Linked DNA regions of Homo sapiens: region 2 is linked to region 1. A link is an interaction called in ENCODE POLR2A ChIA-PET data of the cell type or tissue named here. Cell type or tissue: PC-3. All regions are shown on one strand.

Region 1 (8,000 bases):
AGGGAGGAGGCAGGAGAAGCAGCCCAGGCCCAGCCCTGCTGGGGAAGGGACAGGCGACAAAAGTGACTTTGTCCTTTGGTGCCTCTTGTCTCCACTTTTCCTCATGTTTTCCCATGTGTGTGTATGTGCATGGTCTGTGTATGTGCGTGTCTGTGTATATGTGTCTGTGCAGGAAAAGAGGCAGGCATACTCTTTAGAATGACTTCAGGTGACTGTGTTTTCTTTTCTGGCATGGGTGGGAGGGATGCATAGAACAAGGGACATCGTTATCTCCAGTGTCCTTTATGTGTCATTAATGGACTGCAGGCATTGGTGTGGCAGATATATTCCAAGGCAAGAGCCTTTTACGGGCCTTGGAATAGCAATAACTCATGTTACACAGTGCTATATGCCTCAGTGGATTCACATCATGCCCTGTGTGTGAGGACCTGCAAGGCAGGTATTATTTCCCCCCATTTTACAGATTAGGAGACCGAGCCTCAGGGAGGTTGTAATCAGTGATTGAACCAAACACAGGATTTTGCTCTCTCAGTTCCTCATTCAGCTCTCCCTATACCACACCATTCTCTTTAACCCCACCCCAAACTCCTTGTGCTGTTTATGCAAGCGTCTCATTCAAACAGAAACACATGGGGATTTCTGAACCCATGGACTCTGGTTGCTCTTTATTGTCTACATCCATACCTGCCATCCAAACTGTAAAACATGCCTTCTCTAACTCTGCAAATAACCATTTCCACCAAGGAAAGGGTGTGTGATCCAAGCAAGAGGATATAGCTGGCTGGCTTCCTTCTGCTCTCAAGCCTCCACATTCAGCATCACTCTTACTCCTCAGCAACCTAACTCTCTTCTGGCCAGGGCCCCTGGGCATTTGACTGACCATTGGCTACCAGAGTCCTCACTGTGTTGTCATGTCTTTCTGGCTTTTCCTGGTTTACTGTAACATTGTACGTTCCCCTTATTCCATTTCTTTAGTGTCAGTGGTTCCCATACATTAGTATACTTAAGAAATTTCTGGGGATGCTTGTTAAAATGCAGATTCTTGGGACTTGAGATTATGAATCAGTGCTCCAAGGGCAGGGTCCAGGCATTTGCACCTCATCCCCTCATTTTGATGCAGCTGGTCTGGGGAGGACACTTTGAGAAACAAGGATACCTTAGGCTTCATTCTCTGCTAGGAGAGCAGATCTGAAAAATGTGACAATCAGATGTGAGTGAGTGTGATAATCGATTACTGTGTTGCCTTTGAAGAGCATGTATGAAAGGCAATATGATGTCCTGGTTAATAGCATGGAGGCTGGGTTCGAATCTCTGCTCATCAGGGTTATCTCATCTAAACTACTAAACCTCTTTGTGCCTAAGTTTCTTATCTGTAAGATGCGGTATGATAGTACCTATATCTTAGGGTTGTTGCTCTGGGCATCAGTTAATTTATGCAAAACGTTTAGGGCACTGCCTGCCACATCAGGAGCTCTGGCCCAGGTGTCTCAACCGGAAGTGGAGAGGTGTTAGTGATGTCAGTAACAGTATTGGGAAGATGGAAGAGATATTTTGGAAAAGGAGAACCTTTTGGCATTCCTGAAATCGTTCCATGTCAGTGACTGCTTATTTTGTATTTTGCCATTAAGCAAGCAAGAAGGATGAGCTCATCTCTAGCAAGTCAATGAGGCTTCTGGAGTTTATTACCATGAGGCACACAGTGACCAAATGTACCCCAGGGAGATGATGCCCCAGCTGATGAGTGCACAGATGTGTCAGAGAAAGTTGCACCAACATTCCATATAAGCCACTCTCTTTGCTTTGGATTAATTCCTTTTCATCTTATTCCTCCTTTCCTTTTGTTTGAAGGTAACCATCGGGTTTCTCCATCTTTTGCTCTTCTTAGGAGGGAGTATGAGTTTTCCTGGGGTTTTTATTACACTTTGAAAAATTAAGCTAAATCTTTCTACACTGATAAAAACATACCCGTTTCTAGTTTCCATCCTGTTATGCATTGAATTGTGCCCCCTTCAACAAGCTCTGTTGAAGTTCTAATCCCCAGACACTCAGAATGTGACTTTATTTGGATATAGGGTCATTGCAGATGTAGTTAGTGAAGATGAGGTCATACTGGAGTAGGGTGGAACCCTCATCAAATATGACTGGTGTCCTTATATGAAGATGGTCATATGAAAACACTCAGGCAGAAGGCCATTAATGATGGAGGCAGAGTGGAGTTATGTAGCTGCAATCCACAGAATGCCAAACATTGCCAGCAAACCACCAGAAACTAGGAGAGACAAGGAAGGCCTTCCCTATAGGCTTCAGAAAAAGCATAGCCTTGCTGACACCTTGATTTTGGACCTCTAGCTTCCAGAATCATGAAATTTGTCCCCAAGAAATTTCTGTAGCTTTAGGCCATCCAGCTTGTGATACTTTTTTAGGGAAGCCCTAGAAAATGCACACACATTCCCTCACCAAAATGAACCTCAGGGATAGGATTTGGGATTTCTGGAACATTTTCATACCTCTTTATGCAGCCTGCAGACTTTTTTTTTTTTTTTTTGTGACAGAGTCTCATTCTTGTTGCCCAGTCTGAAGTGCAATGGTGCGATCTTTGCTCACTGCAACCTCTGCCTCCCAGGTTCAAGCGATTCTCCTGCCTCAGCCTCCCAAGTAGCTGGGATTACAGGCATCCGCCACCACACCTGACTAATTTTTTTTTTTTTTATTTTTAGTAGAGGCAGGATTTCACCATGTTGGCGAGGCTGGTCTCGAACTCCTGACCTCAGGTGATCCACCCGCCTCAGGCTCCCAAATTGCTGGGATTACAGGCATGAGCCACCACGCCTGGCCTGCATATTCTTTTTTATGGGGTTCCCACATCGGAATCTAAAACCGCACTGCAGACCAGCTGGCTGTGAGCCGTCTGAGGGAACCCGGAGCCATCTCTCGCGTCCACATGGCCTCACGTGTTCATTATCACAAAAAACATCTAGTGGCAGCTGGCTCAGTACAAAGCAGGCTGTACATATCTTGATTCTTTTTTGTCCTCTGGTGTCAATTTGGTAGCACATGTTGATGTTGAGTGTTACCAAACAAGTGACACTGAACAGTGAACAGTATAAAAATAGGCCACAGAAGGGCCAGCGATAGCATGGATACTGGGTGATTAGTTAGCGAACTTGAACAGAGAGGAGGGATAACTCGGGGCACTCATGTTTGCCATCTTTGAGGAGAAATAACTACAACCCCTCCAAGTGTTGAAAGTTCCGTCCCAGATAGAAAAATCCTACCTTGTTTAATGTATGAAAATCTTATTTTATCCAAACATGCAATTACAGGGATTCATCCAGAGGCCTGGATTCTTCGCTAAATTCTGTGTTTACACTTGGGAGTTTGTTATTCTTCAACCTTCTGGGCATGTCATGGGACAAATCTGAATGATTGCCACACTAAAGAAAATAAAAGCTCTTTCTTTTCTATCAAAGACACAAGAAACGGAAATGTCTTCATCATTTTCAGTCTACCCATTGGTCTGCATGCACATTTGTTTGAACTACAGCTTTTTAAACATCATTAGCGTCTTTTCAGTTTCTACAATACACTTCCTCACGGTAGAGGTTGTTTCCTACTATTCAGCTAAGTTAAACTAGGGTTACTAATAGCTTTCGTCTTACCTCATTGCTGGAATATTTTTTCCTCCAGTGCTTCTAGTCTGTTTACTAAACACACAGAAAATGAATGAAATAAATCTCTGCAGGTTTGAACATTGCTTGGCAAGTGAGGAAAAAGATACACACTAGGGTTCTTGCAAAATCTAGGCAAGGATAATTACAGCCCATTATACAGAATTGTTTGATACACTGTATAATGTGGCTGTCAAGACGCAGTCCCCAACCTCTACAACAGGGTTTTTCTACCTGGACACCATTAACATTTTAGGTCTAATGATTCTTCATTACTGGAGTGTGGGTGGGGGTACTGTCCTGTGCACTGTAGGATGATTATAAGCATCCCCGCTTCTCTACCCAAGTTGAGCCAGAAGCATCCCCCAAATCGTGACAACTAAAACTATCTCCAGACAATGCCAAATATCCCCTGGAAGGGAAGAAAAACTTTCCCTTGACTGAGAACTACCACTCTAGAAAATCGGAATACAATGTAATAAGACACAATTTGAAGTTGAGAAATATTTCTAGCCTAGAATGCTTGTTTATTGCAGGCACTTTTGCCTTGCTGTACTGTGACTTTGTGAGTTCATTCATTTATACAATATTTATGAAGCGTCTACGTTTTGAGGATGGAGTAAGTGAAATGAGGAAACGACCAGGACAAGGTCAATGAGCTAGCCATGGGTAACTGAAAAGGGGACAGTGCCTATAAAATAGAGATGGCCTCTGGCTTCTCAGGCTCACTCAGGAATTATTACCAAGGAAGGGTGATTTCCTTCTATGGTGCACTTACTTTTAAGGTAAGAGAGGAAGTCATTTTCGTACTTGCCTCTCTAAATCACTAACCTCTAGAATTCAGACTGGAATCTTGAGTATTTCTCCCAGGACAATTCCTCAAACCCTTTTCTACATCAAGGACTCCCCATTTGCTGTTGATTTTGCCTGGAGCACTCCTTCAGCACTCTGCACTTGGCTCACTCTAAGTTATTCATAATGTTTTAACCTAAATGTTTTTTCTTCAATGACTTCTTTCTAGCCCCCACCTTCTTTTCTCACCTGGACCTTTTATTTATTTATTTATTTCATCTAGCCTATCACATCCTTATTTAATGTAGTGTGTGTGTATGTGTGTGTGTGGTTATTATTTCTGATACTAGACTCTAAGCTCCCTGGAATGTAGTAGGTAGTAAATTAATATTTGTTGAATAAATGAATGAATTAGTGAATACTGCTATTTACTAAGTTATATTTTTCTCTTTCTCCTGTTTACAAGAACACTAACCTGATAAAATCTCCCAGGGAAAGGAGAATTCTGAATGTGTTATTATCTGGCGTAAGAATTAGTGATTGCATTCATTGATTGAATTTATTTATTCTAATCCAGGCATAATTTTGGCAAAAAGGTGAACAAAATGGAAGACAAATTAATTCAATTTTTGCTTATCATGAAATTTGAGTTAAAACCTACAGATTTTGGCATAGCTCTGCCCGTGGAGATGATGATTTCCTTAAGAATGTTTAGGTGGTCTGGAATTCAAACGCCTTCATGTTTACCTTCAGAATCATATGGCTGGGGTGTTAAGTGATGGAATTAAAATCATGCAGGGGCCTAAATGGTAAACTTTATATGAGTCAGAGAGAAACAAACTCTTTACAGCTAGGTAATGGGAAAATTTGACTCTAAGTAACAGTGTTTCTGCCCTGTAGCTCTTAGTCATCTGATCCTATTGCTCACAGATGGGCTGTTAAAAAACAAAAACAAAACAAAACAAACGATAGAAATGGGGCCATGTGAACTAGGTGAATTTGACAACTGTCAGCACTCAGAAAGTCTGAGCACTTTTTATTTAGCTAGACCTTCTTAAGGCCACTGCTCTAACTAAAGTTGCAAGTAATTATGCACTTCTCTGTCATGTGAACTAAGATGAATTGGCTGGTTGCAAAAACAAAACAAAACAAAACAAAAAAACAAAACAAAACCCAAACCTGAAAGTTTGTAGCCAACTTTGGAACTGATTTTCTGATCCATCTTAGAACAGATACAGCCAATTTGGTGGCAAGGATGATTAGAGGGAAGACCACAGAGTTCTGAGCCCAGATCAGAATGGGAAATGAACTCCAACTCTTGATCTTCTTCAGTACCAAATATTTATTTGTGGTCCTTTTGCATTCAGCATGCCATCTGTTGATAGCTCAGTATTTCAAAGATGATTTAATTAAATACCACGGTCTGTATATTAACAGTGAGGATGTTGACTGGTAAAACCTAGGAAGAGGGTAATAAAAATACTACTGATGAGAGGTCTTCCACTGTCTCTTTGTGTGGGCTTTCTGCACTCTTACAGGCTTCAACTCTTGTATGAATACTGGTCAACTAGAATCTCGGAATTTTATAAATAAAGGCAACTTAGAGATTGTCTGTTTCTGCCTCTTGATTTTATAGATGAAGAAACTACAGTCCAGAGTGTAAGTGCCTTTTCCAAGGCCCAATATAACCCTGGAGGTCCATGTTCAAGAAAGGACTGAAATTCAGTCTTTCATTCTGAGGCTCAGTTTCCTTGTCTGCTCTGAGGAGGGACTGGTATCTTCTCAGTAACCTAAGGTCTCTTTTCTGTGCCAGGAACTGGAGAAAGAATGATGTCTGCCTGTCCCTGGGCCCTGTGAAGATCTCTGTGGCCACTCGCACTTTGGGAATTTTGCTGCATAATTTCGAAAAAAACTAGTGCATGTTGTCAGCTTCATTCCTAGTATGTCTAAGCCATGAACTCAGGTGGGAAAAGGGGGAGGGGGATGATACTCTGGTGTTCTAACTGGCTAAGCTTCCTCTTGGGAAGAATTAAAAATAAACAGGCAAAGGAAAGGAAGGAACCACAGAGCTGGATTACATAAGTGATATGAGATTTGTGCTATGTACAAAGTATATCTCATGTAGTTGCTAAAGCAGTGTGCAAGAAAGAATTTTTTGTAATAGAAATTTGAGTGACAAATATATTCCAGTAAAAATGCCAAGGACCTCCCCAGATGAGGACCTAGTGAAATGATAACTACCCCACTGTGGCCTTTAAGGTCCTGAAAGTCTTGTCATGATAAAGTGTTTAATTATTAAGAAATTCTGAGAGTCTAAACCAGACCCAATTTTAGCTATACATTAGCAGCACCTGAGAGCCTTAAAAAAAGAATACAGAGTTCTGGGCCCCACCACAGACCAATTAAATCAGAATTTCTAGGGTTGGGGTGTTTAAAACAGTGTTTTTAAATGTTCCCCAGATGATTTGCAGCCAGGGTGAAGAACCACTGGTCTAAATTCACAGAACAGCCAGCTTTCGCAGAGACCACACTCTTTCATGAGTTTCTATCACAATAGGGGTTTATACAAGCTGCAAAACTGTGTGAATATGCAACGTGTAGGAGGGAGTGGATGGGCAGGCTTGCCATACAGATAATGCTTCATGCTGACCTTTTGGTATATACAATGCATGCCTTTTGCAGTGTTCTATTTTTCAATGTTTACCACTTGCATTTTCAACCACTGATTGAAACAACGCCACATCAATTCCTCTTTGCCCCTAAACAAACCAAGTATCCTGCTGGCATAGGGGAAAGTGTTCATATGTATGTCTATGTTTAATTATGAGGCTGTGTGTGAAGGCTGTTATGCGCCAGTTAAACTATAACTGTAGAGGCAGAAGGATTTGAGAAGTTATATAGACAAATAAGGAATTTAACACACGACTATTACAAAATAACCTCTGGTGACACATTCCTGGGATTAGCCACTCTTATTACTTGGAAGATCTTCTCTCATGTCACCTAACACTTTTTTTTTTTTTTTTTTTGAGGCAGGCTCTCACTCGGTTGCCCAGGCTGTCATGCAGTGGCACAATCATGGCTCACTGCAGCCTCGACTTCCTGGGCTCAAGCAATCTTCCCACCTCTTGGCCCCCCAAGTAGCTGAGACTACAGGTGCATGCCATCATGCCTGGCTAATTTTTGTATTTTTTTGTAGACATGAGGTTTCACCATGTTGTCCAGGCTGGTCTCAAGCTTCTGGGCTCAAGTCATCTATCCACCTTGGCCTCCCAAAGTGCTGGGATTACAGGAGTGAGCCACCGTGCTCAGCCTACCTAACACTTTTTTAAATAAAAAGCTAAGTGTGCTAGCCTTTCCTATTATTTCTTATCTTGAATGGTAATTGCGTCTGAGCAGTGCTTTTCTTGTAAGTCTCATACTAACCTGACAATAACCAAAGGTAATTGTCATTCCATGTTTCCTTCCAACCCTTCCAATAAATCACCTACACGAAACAGTCCCTCCTCAGCCTTACCCTGGGTTTCCTCTTGGCTCCTT
Region 2 (8,000 bases), 320 kb after region 1:
CTTTTATATAATTCACAACATGGAATAAATTTTACCTCATGACAAAGAACTTGCACATACACATACAAACTTACATGTGTGTATAAAATCCTGATATTTGTGGACAGATAATATCTAGAAATATGCTTCTGCCTCTAAATTAAATGGCCACTTAAATTCTTGCATGCCTTCAGATTGGAATTGCCTGGTCTGAACAACACTGGGCTTATAAAAGACTGCAAACATCCTGGAACAATACCATCTCATTCACTATTTCTGAATCCAACTTGAAAGTTCAGCAAATGTAACTAGAACCTCCATGAGTCAGCAGTTTTTACACTAAGGCTTTGGAGTAGCTCGCTACTGACTTACAAAGTCAACTTTGCAAAGGGGCAAGTTGTTTTCTCCTACCAACTTTTTATCTTTGTAAATCAAAAATAAAATTATAAACCCATGAAGCATCTGAATGGACCCCACCTCTTGGCCAAGGTCATTCCAAAGTGAGCCTGAAAAACTAGTTCAGGCCATGATAGGAAATGGGGAGCTGGGGGTGGGTGGGCGCTGCTTCACAGCTGACCAGCATTAGCAGAAACACAGAGACCTAAGACTGACAGAACAGACTCTGATAAGAAACATTGACAATCTATTCTCTCTGACACCTGCTACCAGGAGGCTTCATCTACATGATAAAACCTTGGTCCTTACAAGCCCCCTTATCATAACCCAGACATTCCTTTTTTTGGATTTCAGGTCTTTAGATAATAAGGCTTTCAACTAATCACCAATCAGAAAATCTGTGAATCTGCCCATGACCTGGAAGGACCGCCCCCCACCTCCAGTGGTCCTGTCTTTCCAGACTGAAGCAATGTACATCTTTCATGTATTGACGGATGTCTGTAATATGTATAAAACCAAGTTGTAGCCTGACCACCTTGGGCACATGTTCTCAGAGTCTCCTCAGGGCTGTGTCATAGGCCATTGATCACTCATATTTGGCTCAGAATAAGATCTTCAAATACTTTTACAGAGTTTGACACTTTTCATCAATATATTCTTAAAATAGCTATCATTTTATTTATTAGAATTACTAGAGCTGGTGGTATTTCATGAACTGCTGCTCTTTTAAAGTCTCCCACATATTCTTATTCTGGACAGGACTAGGCATCTCCCTCATGTAAGAGATCAGGAAAATAGAATCCAGAGAGGAGGGATAATTTGCTCCTGGTTGCACAGCTACTCAATAGCAAACCAGACCTAAAACTCAGCATCTGGCTCCTGCTCTACTGTTCTTTTGGGGCAGAGGACTAGCGTGTCAAATGGGAGCTCTTGTCTTCCAAAGAGTCACTAGCTAATTTCTGCCCCAAAGAAAAGAACTTTCTTTTCCAGAAACACTCTTGCACCATCTCTAAGTGTAGATGACTTTCTGAGAGCTTTAAAAAGGAAGACAAGATAAATAAGGAAGGCTGGGGAAGCTTCGCTGAAGGAGAGGTGCATGAATTACAATGGAAAGGCTGAGCAGTATCTAATTTGGCTCAGAGAAGTGCATTCAGGGCAGAGGAAACACCATACACAAGGCCTGTGGCAGAAGAGGGCAAAGGAAGAGCCAAAAAATTGTAAAGCACTTTCAGAGTGACAGGGCTGGCCTTGTAGCAGGCGGAGTACTTTGTTTTGTTTTCCTTTTCATTTTCCCAAGGAAGAAACTAAACCTCTTGAAGCATTCAATGCCATGTCTTAGGCTACCAGCTTAACAGAGGATGACATCCTCAGAGACAGGAGAGACTGGTAAAGAGGAAAGCCACAGGGCAACAGGGGAGGGTGAGGAGCAAGAGCACCTCTCAAGCTCTGCTAGCAGAAGCTCAGGAAGCCCTCACAGGGACCAGGAGACCAGGCCTTGGGAAAAGCAGTAACTTGAGAAATTGGCTCTGTAGGCCGCTCTGGAAAACCCAGAAAGTATTGTTCCAGGGTTCTTTTGCCCTTGGGACCTGCCTGGAAGGCCAACTTAATCTCTTTATGGACTCTTTCCAGTTAGATTTGTGACTGCCTGGAAAAAGTGCCCCTCTACCTTTCCAAACACAAACACTTTCATTTTCCCCACATGCTCAGACCTAAGTGTGAGGGAACTTTTAAACATCACAGACAGAGAGCAAGTAAGTGAAAGAGAGTGGAATGGGTCACGGCAATATGATACACTTTCTCCTACTATAACCCAATGGAAGCAGTCCTAATTAAAAACAAACACACACACCAAACACAAACAAAAATGACACCAAGTTTTCAAAATCACTTTTAGCAGCTAGAGAAATTAGAGTTTCAGACTGGCAATAAACTTGTTTTCCTGAGAACATTTCAGTAAGAAATTTATTTTATAGCTATAAGTATATAGCTACAAAACTTAAATCTCATTGATACCAGCACTGAAGATCTCTGACTTATGCCACATTATTGGGTGAGAACTTTTTCCATATTTTTATCCTCTTTATCAACCCTCTGTTAGGAAACAAAAACAATGCCTTTCCAAGAAAGAAGATACGTGATTCACACTCTAGCATTTTCCTTGTTTAGGATGTGCCTAGTTTCAGATTGAATTATAATTTAGAATGCAGTTGTTAAATCCAATTTATATTATAAAATTACACAGTAGCAGACATACCTCTACCAGTGTGAGGCAAATTTCTTCCAACTGAGGCATCTAATCATCTGCTATTCTCCCCTTCATAAGTCAAATGCATATCAGATGAAGGGAAGCATATGGACTCTAATCTGTGGTAAAAGGAGTTTCACAGCCAGAACTGCCCCAAGTACAGTTTCTTAGGGCCTATTTTGGGCAGAGTGTCACAAGAACTGAGGTTCCTCAACTCCTCTTGGTTTCAGTTCAAGGATTTGGAACCCCATCTACTCTAAGGGCTTCTCTAATTTCTCTCCATTATTCACTTTGTATTCAGGATTCCCTGAAGTCCAGGACCCAGAATTCTTCTCATCTCTTCTCTTTACCCTCAGCATAGACCACACCTTCTCCTTAGTGTTCTTCTCCTTTCCTGAAGAGCCAAGGCTATGACTATTCTTGGACATCCAAATCTTGTAGGTTAGTTTCTGCCTACAAGATGTCTACAGATGTCTGGGCTGGAGAACTCTTGGTGAGGGATATAAATAGGGAAGGTGTTATTTAATGATGCCCAGGGTGCGAGAGAGAGTGGCAGGGAGGAAGGTGAGCCCAGAGAGGCTTAGCTCCTCAGCTAAGGCGAACTAGCTGTTTAGAAAGTGAAATCTAGACCCTTGGACAAATATAACCAAGATAGGTGTACCTGTATGTCATATCTATGTTGTGAGAATTACCAAATATTAAGGAAATGATTATATATATATATATATATATATATATATATATATAGTTATAGATACTAGAGAGCTAACGGGGAACTTTGAAAATGTAGAAAGATCCCTGGAGGAGAGTCAGGAAACCTGTGTTCTGGTCACAGAGTGTCACTGGCGTGTTCAGGGATTTTGAAAGTGATCTTTCTTCTTTAGGCTTCATCTAGATAATGAGGAAATTAAACTAGATTGGCTCCAAGATACCTTTTAATTTTATTGCAAATCATGTGTCAGATTAACTGTGTCTTAGTTTGGTTATTATTCAGCATGGTCATCTGCTCAAAGTTTAATCACTAAATAGAAAATAATTATTTGAAAAAGCTAATATATTAATGACTCTCAGAAGTCAGAATCACTTGTAACTCTGGTGGAGTAGTTTTATAAAGTATGCATAGGAAACAAAAGACTTAAGCTGTGAATGATAAAACTCAGTCCTGTTGCACGTAATTATTTTAACATAATTTCAACAGTAAATGTGATACGGTATTCCCTGCAGACTCAACACTTAGTGCCTAAAAACACATGTTTTTCATAAGCGCACAAGTCTCAAAGCTGTCTACTTCATATAATTTTAGTAACACATTCTGGCCAGCATCAATAAAAGGATATGACAGAATAATTTTTCTTCTTCAGCGTCCAAGAAAACAGGTCCTTTGGATTGACTATATTGGGAGAAATTACAGTCAGGCTTTGGGACTATCTATCAAGGTCCTAAGAAAAAAATAAAAGTGACTACATAATTTTACTGTGAAACACGAATCATAGACAAATAGGTCTTAAGTATCTTTAACTGCAGGCTCCATAAACTGAATTTACATTCCCATGATCTGTGCCTCCAAACACCCTTTTATCCCCTGCTTATTTTAGAATAAGAAATGGGAATGGAATCAATGTATCCATATTCATAATTTTCAGCAGTCGAATAGGTTGGCAACATTTCAGGTGACCCTTCTGACCCAGAAAAAGGTACTGCATGTCAGATACTTAAAAAAAAACAAAAAAAAAAAAACAAAAAAAAGACTATGGAACATCTGGTATTTCAAACATGGTCTGAGTTGATCTGGAGACAATTTGGGTCTGGAAGATATTATGCAGTATTCAGGGTGAGATCATCTGATTCATGCTGTTTTCATAACCAAATTTCCCTCTGGAGTAAAGAATCCTATGTGGTTACTAAACAAGCATTACTAAGACTTCTTTAATAATATTGGAATGAAGGTAGATCATATGAAATATACATCTCTCTCTCCCACTCCCGCTTTCTCAGTGTGTGTGTGCATGCATGTTTATCCACCTATCATATATACACACACATATGCATGTATATATACACACACATATATTCATATTACACTCCTAAAGAAGCATTTTAGATTTTGTTCATCCAGATAAATATTCTGGACAAAGGAACTACATATCTAAATAATTCCTCTTAGCAAATGGCTCTCTTAGAAATCCAGTGTGATCTGTGAAGTCCCCCACCCAATCAATATATTTTTATTAAGATCTGACACAAGATTTAAAATTTGAACGTTTTAGTTCATTGCCTGTTTCCAAATCTCTAACAAGATTTGCATTACCAAAAAAGTGTAGGTTGGCCAGACACGGTGGCTCATGCCTGTAATCCCAGCAATTTGGGAGGCTGAGGCGGGTGGATCATGAGGTCAAGAGTTCAAGACCAGCCTGGCCAAGATGGTGAAACCCCGTTTCTACTAAAAAAAAAAAATACAAAAAATAGCCGGGCGCGGTGATAGATGCCTGTAATCCCAGCTACTCGGGAGGCTGAGGCAGGAGAATCGCTTGAACTCAGGGGACAGAGGTTGCAGTGAGCTGAGATCACGCCATGCACTCCAGCCTGGGTGACAGAGTGAGACTCCATCTCCAATAAATAAATAAATAAATAAATAAATAAATAAATAAATAAATAAAATAAAAAGTGTAGGTTACACAGAAAACCAAACTTAAATATAAAAATAGTTGCACATTTTATTAGTTTGCCAACTTTCTTAGGTAAGAATACAAAGAACTAGTGTGATTAAGAGCTACAATTAGTCATTCTTAATAAATCTGCTACATTTCTCTTTCTTTGCTAATAAAAACAAAAACTTCCCATCTCTCACTTACTCAAGGCTGAAATACATGAGAAGAAGACTGAAGACAAAGTTGTCACCACCCACTTGGTCACCCAACCTGGGGCCCAGAGGCCTCCTTGTCCTTGTCTAGCCATGCTTACGATGCTCCAAATTCTAGTGTCTCTTTTCTAAAAACCACACAGTCTGCTCCCTCATCTGCACTCGAGTGTTCATGTTCAAACTCACATCATATCATCCTGAGACCACACTCTCCTAACTGATCATTTTGTATGACGTTGTATTGCTATTCTCAAAATTATTTTAATAAACCTAAAGATAATCATAACACTCCCCTTGCTAGATGGTTTTAATAAGTTCAATGAATTTCACTTTTCTTAGCATGCAAAGAAGATCCTTTAAAGCCTGGCGCCACCTGCCTTCCTCACACCACTCCCCTCCAGCCGCTCTCTGTTTTAAGCGGAGCTTTTCACTTTGCTTGAACCTCTGCTCCTCTTCTTCTCCATCTGCCAAAGTCGTTGTCTCTACTGGGCCCACAGACTCAATTCTAATGTCAGTAACTCTGTGATACCTTTCTTTAACTATCCCCTTGGCACAAATTGTGTTATTAAGTCCTTCCTTACTATATTATGATTGTGTGCACATCAATTTACCCCCATTAGATTGTGAGCTTCTTGTTCATATTTGAACTCCTAGTACCTGCCAGTGTCTGAGATTTACAATAGTGCTAGAAAGTTTTATTTATTTAATTGTTTTAATTATCAAACAATCTTTATCATAACATATCTTTATCCCAAGGAACTTCCACTGCCTTTTTACACACACACAAAAAGACACTGGAAGGGGTGGTGATAATAAAAGCAGCAGCTGATTTTTATTGAGCACTTACACTGCCATGCAGGGTTCTAAGTATTTTACATGGATTATCTCATTTTAACCTCATAACAATCTTATGAGAGTCTGAGATACTATTACTACCCACATTTTTATCCACATGAAGAAACTGGGACAGAGCTGTGACTGCTCCTAACCAATAAATAGTGCCTCAAGATAGGTCATAAAATGGAACGCCCTGATAAAGAAGCCCTATTTCCTAAATCAGTTTTAAAAATAGAATGTAATGGAATTTTTAACTGAAGACCAAATATTATAGCTCAAGAATAGAATAATCAGTTAAGGGTCTTTAGTTGTCAACATGGCTCATCCATAAGGAAACAGGAATAAAACTATTTACTGCAGATTCTAGGATTCATTTCCACATCCCCTCACCTTTTCAGCTTAGATGTATAAAGCCAGAAGCCCTGTATGCATCTCTATCACAAAATCCACTGTAAGCCAAATGGTCAGAAATCTTTTTTGTTCACAGACAGCAGTAAATAATCACATAGACTATTATGTTAGGAATGAAAAGGAAACAAGTGTTCTTTCTGCCTAAATATTTTGTAATAAAATATATTCTGGAGGTAGTACGTCAAGTTTTCTGGGACTTTAACAAATTAAAGTGGATGATTCCTACTCAATCTATCCCTACATTTCTTAAGGCAGTAACAGTATTAAGTTAATGACAAAGGTATTGTCATCAAGACAATTTCTCTACTTGAGTTTGAGATGTAATCAAGTTGTAGCTGATTACTCAAAACATCTATACCTCAATACATACAGTAACATATTTGAAGAAGAGCAGAAATAGATCCTGCTACATTCTAGGAAACAATAATAAATTTTAGTTTTGGCAGGATATGTTGAAGTGTTTTTAACTATACTTTAAAAAATGAGCACTGAGGGTTGTGATGGTGGAAGTGTTAGTAAAAACACCTCAACCACCGTTTGTTAAAATGTTACTACCTGCCAGCTAAAATACATATAACCATCACATTTAATCCCCAACAACCTATTGGAAAAGTATTATCATCCCTATTTCATAAAAAGGAAATTGAGACTTGGAGAAATTAACTTGCCTAAGACTACCCAACTAGCAAGTGGCAGAAGTGAGATTTGCATCTTGGCATTTCTCACTCAAACTCTATGCACTCACTACAAAGTCACTGTTTTTTTTTCCCTCCAAACTGAAACTAAAAAGGTAAATAGTAATGTAAAGGGTAATATTCCTCTTCTGTAACTTCTCTAGAGTAATCAATTTTGATCTTAAAGACTGCTCATTGTTTGCTAGGCAGGAATTCCTCCATCCTAGGCAAAACCTGGGACTTATTATGAGGAAGCTGAATGTCTGCACATCAGCTACACTAACATGGAAGTCCCCGAGGTGATAAATTCACACACAAGGGGATCCTCAGAAGAATGAGGTGTGAGTCAACAAAAATCTCCAGGGTCCTGACGCAAAATAGGTCTCTTTCAATGTTACAGCAAGAGAAAAAAAAAATTAAAAGAATGAGCAAGAAATACAAATGAACAAATTATATTTCAAAATTGAAAGGTGTTTACTCAAAACATGTAGACACGACTAGTACTAAAAATTATCTGCTATATTATATGTAAGATTACATACATTATGCAGTACTCAGGGCAATGAAGCAAAATATCATTCTTTTCAAATTTTTCAAA

What was found. Peaks named below come from ENCODE experiments on the same cell type or tissue, not always from the same donor. Only the 100,000 strongest peaks of a DNase experiment are listed, where the experiment ranks them.
Region 2: POLR2A ChIA-PET joins it to region 1 with 5 read pairs; 3 of 35 experiments call an interaction of 5 or more read pairs at or near these places.

What each region holds. Positions count from the first base shown.
Region 1 is chr7:116,541,243-116,549,242 of GRCh38, reverse strand. All of the region lies in intron 2 of CAV1 (caveolin 1), which reads right to left. Among named protein-coding and RNA genes, the nearest start is that of CAV1, 20 kb to the right of the region's middle. In PC-3, no CTCF peak of the experiment used is centred here; no DNase peak of the experiment used is centred here; H3K27ac peaks cover 2,291 bases.
Region 2 is chr7:116,224,366-116,232,365 of GRCh38, reverse strand. All of the region lies in intron 1 of TES (testin LIM domain protein), which reads right to left. Among named protein-coding and RNA genes, the nearest start is that of TES, 18 kb to the right of the region's middle. RefSeq lists enhancers at 1,531-1,610, 1,681-1,750, 2,695-2,814. In PC-3, a CTCF peak has its summit at 5,873; DNase peaks (open chromatin) are centred at 295 and 4,515; H3K4me3 peaks cover 808 bases; H3K27ac peaks cover 4,805 bases.